Linked DNA regions of Homo sapiens: region 2 is linked to region 1. Evidence: chromatin loops called from intact Hi-C (ENCODE). Cell type or tissue: PC-9. All regions are shown on one strand.

Region 1 (2,500 bases):
ACCGGCGGCCTCAGAGTCGCAAGGCCCCCAACGGCACCTCGCCTCAAGTGAAGCTGTGGCAAGTCACCCGCATAGTGCCATGACGTGGGAGTGAGCTGCCCGTCCGTGCTGACAGGCCCGGGGCGGCCTCTCTGTCACCATCCCAGCTCCAGTGACACAGGCAGGCCCACCCTCCCCACTCACCCCCCTGGAATTCCCTGCCTACCCCACTGCACAGGGCCCTGTCCCAAGGAAGGGAGGAGGTCAGGAGACCCCAGCCCCCGCCGTCCACACACCAGCTGGAGCCAGTGTTGCCCGCCCCCAGGGTTATGGAAAGGAGAAGAGGCAGGCCCAACGGGGCAGTGCCAGGGAGCCGCCCCCTCCTGGGCCCACCCCACTCCATCTGGGGCCAACCCAGAAGCCTAGGTGCCCACGGAGGTGCCAAAAACACTGCAGATTCGGCACCCGGCCAGGCAGGGCCACCCACAGGACCGGCTGGCACAGGGCGGGGCCAGCGTGGGAGCGGGTGGGGCCCGCCTCTTTCCAGAGGCTGGTGGGCAGGGCCAAGGGCCAGCAGGGCTCAGGGTCAAGGCCTGGAGACCAGGAACTCGGCAGAGGCGCCAGGAGCAGCAGGGACACCCCTCCCTGACCGATGTCCCCATCACTGGTGACCTTCACCCTCCCCACCGTTGTAGGGTGAAGGTCAGCAGCCTGCCCGCCTGGCTGCACCCCACCCACCCCCTCGAGCCTGCTTCCTACGGACCTCCAGGTGCCCTAAGGGACATAGTCCAGGGGAGCTCAAAGGCCCTATTTGCAAGGGACATGGAGGACGTGAGCAGGGGCCCAGGACGCTCCCGGCTTCACCGGGCCAGGTGGAGGAACAAGAGCCGAGCACACAGTCAGGCTTCCGGGTCTTTAATGGGGCGGGGGCTGGGGGCAGTTCATCCAGAGGTGGCTCCGAAGCTGAGGTCAACCTTGGCGGCTGGCTCTGCAGGGCAGAGGGGATGGTAAGCGGCCCGTCAGGCTGGGGGGATCTTGAGAGGCGGAAGGAGAGCCCCATGGGTGGCAGCCACAGCTCAAAGCTGAGGAGGAGCTTCCCTGGCCCAGTCCCCAGAGCTTTCAACACAGGCAGGGCCTGGGGCCCAGGCAGAAGCCTGCACTGCCCTCTGGTGGCCTCCTTGGCAGGCGCGGCTTCCCCAGGTGGCCGGGACCCCAGGAGCTGGCTGGGCCCACCTGGCATCCCTGCCCAGCCCCTGGCCGGGCCTCGGGACACCGGGTACGCACCGCCTACTCCAGGGCCTTCACCAGGGCCTCGTTGGCCTCGATTCGGATCTGGATCTCTGCCCGCGTGGCCTCGTCAGCTGTCCCCACCAGCTCCGCCTGGGCCTTCTCCAAGTTTGCCTTGGCTGCCTGCAAGGGGTTGAGGGGCGGTGAGGGGCCAGCAGCGACCCCAGCCCGGCTCCTGGTCCCCCAGCGCTCCCTCCCCCGCAGCCTGGACAGCTCCAACCTGCTGAGCCTCAGGTCCCCTCTGACACTCACCCCCAGGTCCAACATGTCCAGCGTCACGGCCTCTTCGGCCAACAACTGCACCGAAGAGTCGGCGTTCACTGCGATGGAACCGCTGCTCACTGGGGGAATGGGGCGGGGGGAAGGCGTGAGACCCCAAAGGGCTGCACAGCCTCAGGGACTCCCCTGGTCAAGTCCAGAGCCCCCTGTGAACCAGGAGCTCCACAAACATCCAAGTCTGTGTCCTGAGTGTGCAAACAGACCCACAGGACTGGCCCTGGGCCCAACATGGCGGGCAACTGCTAGAGAAGAACAAAACAGGGGCCGCAAGAAAGGACTAGAAGCTGGAGGAACCCCCAAAAGCACTGCCTGGGGACAGAGGCCCTCCCTCTGACCCACCACCCATGGGTTGAGCTGGGGTCAGGGCCAAAGGCAAGCTGAGTTCAAATCTGGCCACCACTGGAAACCAGTGAGGCTTAGAACTGCTTTTTTTCCTGCACAAATGACCTTCCTCCCCTAATCTGATCAGCCCTCCCAACATGGTTTTTTGAGGGGTTTTTTTGGCACAGGGTCTCACTCTTGTTGCTCAGGCTGAAGTGCAGTGGCATGATCTTGGCTCACTGCAGCCTTGACTTCCCCGGCTGAAGCGGTCCTCTTGCTTCAGCCTCCCGAGTAGCTGGGACTACAGGTGTGCACCACTACAACCAGCTAATTTTTTGTAGTATGGGATTTCACTATGTTGCCCAGGCTGGTCTCAAACTCCTGGGCTCAAGAGACCCTCCCACCCCGGCCTTCCAAAGTGCTAGGATTACAGGTGTGAGCCACCGCACCCAGCCTCGCCTGGTCAGTTTCTTTTTATTTTTTGTAGAGACAGGGTCTCACTATGTTGCCAAGGCTAGTCTCAAACTCCTGGGCTTAAGCGATTCTCCCACTTCAGTCTCCCAAAGTGCTGAGATTACAGGCATGAACCACTGGGCCTGGGTGGTTTTACATCTCTTGCTTCGACCATCCTACA
Region 2 (2,500 bases), 61 kb after region 1:
AAAGGAGGTACCACGATTATCCTCATTTTATAGATGGGCAAACTGAAGTGTGGGAGGTCATGTGCCTTCCTGAGGTCACAGAGCCCCGGGGGGGAGTGGCGGGATTTGAACGGTGGAAATCTTCACTACTTGTTCCCACACTCCTCTTTTGTTTTTTTGAGATGGAGTCTTGCTCTGTCACCCAGGCTGGAGTGCAGTGGTGCGACCTCGGCTCGCTGCAACCTCCGCCTCCCAGGTTCAAGCAATTCTCCAGCCTCAGCCTCCCGAGTAGCTGGGATTACAGGCACCCGCCACCAAGCCCGGCTAATTTTTGTATTTTTTGTAGAGACGGGGTTTCTCCATGTTGGCCAGGCTGGTCTCGAACTCCTGACCTCAGGTGATCAGCCTCCCTCGGCTTCCCAAAGTGCTGGGATTATAGGCTTGAGCCACTGCGCCCAGCCCTGCTCCCTGACTTTTGTTTCAACTCTGCCAGTCCCGCTTGCAACCCTGTGGACGTGAGAAGGCCTGCAGGGAAGGGAAAGCACTCTCCACCCATTGCAACCCCCCACCCCCCAGTTCTCACCTCCTAGAACCCAGATTCCCACTTGTGCCCTGTAGATGCTGGCCTGGGCTGAGCACTGTGGCTCACGCCTGTCATCCCAGCACTTTGGGAGGCTGAGGCGGGTGGATCACCTGAGGTCAGGAGTTCAAGACCAGCCTGGCCAACATGGCGAAACCCTGTCTGTACTAAAAATACAAAATTTAGCCGGGCGCGGTGGCAGGCGCCTGTAATCCCAGCTACTGGGGAGGCTGAGGCGACAGAATCACTTGAACCCGGGAAGCTGAGGTTGCAGTGAGCCGAAATCGCACCACTGCACCCATGCCTGGGCAACAAGAGTGAAACTCTGTCTCAAAAAAAAAAAAAAAATGATGCCAGGGCTGGGGCTGGGGAGTCCAAGTTTTCCCCAAGTCCCCGTGGGACGCAGCAGAAACTGGCCCTCAGAGGAGGTGGTCAGACTCCTCACAGTTCTCCAAATGCCCCCAGGCCCTCCATTGCCCAGCCCCTCCCGTGCTACTGGCACCTAGAATGAGTCAGCCAGGAGCGGCCCTGGCTTCTCTGGAATTTCCCTCGGGGCCGGGCAGCGGATCCGAGGTGAAGGTCCAGGAAGTCCCCACACAGGTGACATCAGCACTGGGCTGACCACTGCGTACACTCAGGGCAGCCATGGTGGGGCCTGGAGCCCGTTCCCCCTCCTGGGACCCTTGCCCTGCACTCACGTGGCAGGGGCCTGCCTGGGAAGGGCCAAGGTGTCTGTGTCCTAGGCTGCTCCAGCATCCGGCTTCTTCGTGGCCTGGGGACCCCCTCAGGGTGTGTCTGTTCTCTGTAGTGGCCCTGGCACCTGCAAGTGGGGCCTGGCCCTGGGTGGCACTGAGAAATTCATCTCGGATGAATACATGGCCCCAACCTGCCCTCCCCACCTTGCAGCCCCATCCAACGATCCAACGCCCCTGCCCTGCCCCCGGCCCTTTGCTCTGGCCCCAGCCCTGGCAGAGCAATCTCCTCTGGTGCCCTACTTCTGCCCGTGGCTCCCCACCGCCCCGGGGACAAAGCCACAGGACCTGGCATTTGAGGCCTCTGCCTTGTCGTCCTTAGATGTGGGCCCAGGGGGTGCAGAGTACCGGTTTGGGGGCATCCTGGGGGCCGTCTCCCCTCCCTCGCATTTTCTGTAGCTCAATCCTGGCTCATAATGAGCACCTGATAGGAAGTTCAGGCCGGGTGCAGCGGCTCACACCTGTCATCTCAGCACTTTGGGAGACCGAGGTGGGAAGCTCACTTGAAGCCAGGAGTTCAAGATTAGCCTGGGTAACCCAGTGAGACCTCTTCACTACAAACAAGGTTTATTTATTTATTTATTGTTTGTTTGTTTGTTTGTTTGTCGAGACGGAGTCTCGCTCTTTCGCCCAGACTGGAGTGCAGTGGTGCGATCCCGGCTCACCGCAACCTCCGCCTCCTGGGTTCAAGCGATTCTCCTGCATCAGCCTCCCGAGTAGCTGGGATTATGGGTGCGTGCCACCATGCCTGGCTAATTTTGTTTTTGTTTTTTTTTTTTAGTAGAGAAAGGGTTTCACCACGTTGGTGAGGCTGGTCTCGAACTCCTGATCTCAGGTGACTCACCCGCCTTGGTCTCCCAAAGTGCTGGGATTACAGGCATGAGCCATCGCGCCTGGCCAACAAAATTTAAAATTAACCAGGCATAGTGGTGCGCCTGTCATCCCAGCTACTCTGGAGGCTGAGGAGGGAGGATTGCTCCAGGCAAGGAGTTCAAGGGTTCTGTGAGCCGAGATCACACCACTGCACTCCAGCCTGGGCGACAGAGCAAAACCCTGTCTCAAAATAGAAAAAAAAAAGAAAGAAAGAAAAAAGAAGTTCAAAGTTTGGCTCTTTTTTTTTTGAGACAGAATCTTGCTCTCTCTGTCACCCAGGGTGGAGTGCAGTGGTGCGATCTCGGCTCACTGCAAC

What was found. A loop is a pair of places that touch in the nucleus more often than their neighbours do. Peaks named below come from ENCODE experiments on the same cell type or tissue, not always from the same donor. Only the 100,000 strongest peaks of a DNase experiment are listed, where the experiment ranks them.
Region 2: it touches region 1 in a loop (2.5-fold over the local background); 11 of 110 quality-filtered maps call a loop at or near these places.

Annotation. Positions count from the first base shown.
Region 1 is chr19:1,243,204-1,245,703 of GRCh38, reverse strand. ATP5F1D (ATP synthase F1 subunit delta) reads right to left here. Exons shown (of 4, transcript NM_001687.5): 3 at 1,519-1,607; 4 at 879-1,389. The coding sequence ends at 1,267. Among named protein-coding and RNA genes, the nearest start is that of ATP5F1D, 2.7 kb to the right of the region's middle. RefSeq lists an enhancer at 857-1,016 and a silencer at 1,217-1,376. In PC-9, a CTCF peak has its summit at 1,158 (motif pointing left); no DNase peak of the experiment used is centred here; H3K4me3 peaks cover 486 bases.
Region 2 is chr19:1,182,628-1,185,127 of GRCh38, reverse strand. No RefSeq gene overlaps it. Among named protein-coding and RNA genes, the nearest start is that of SBNO2, 9.6 kb to the right of the region's middle. RefSeq lists enhancers at 1-264, 265-825, 1,036-1,235, 1,486-1,535. In PC-9, no CTCF peak of the experiment used is centred here; a DNase peak (open chromatin) is centred at 1,087; H3K4me3 peaks cover 342 bases; H3K27ac peaks cover 2,500 bases.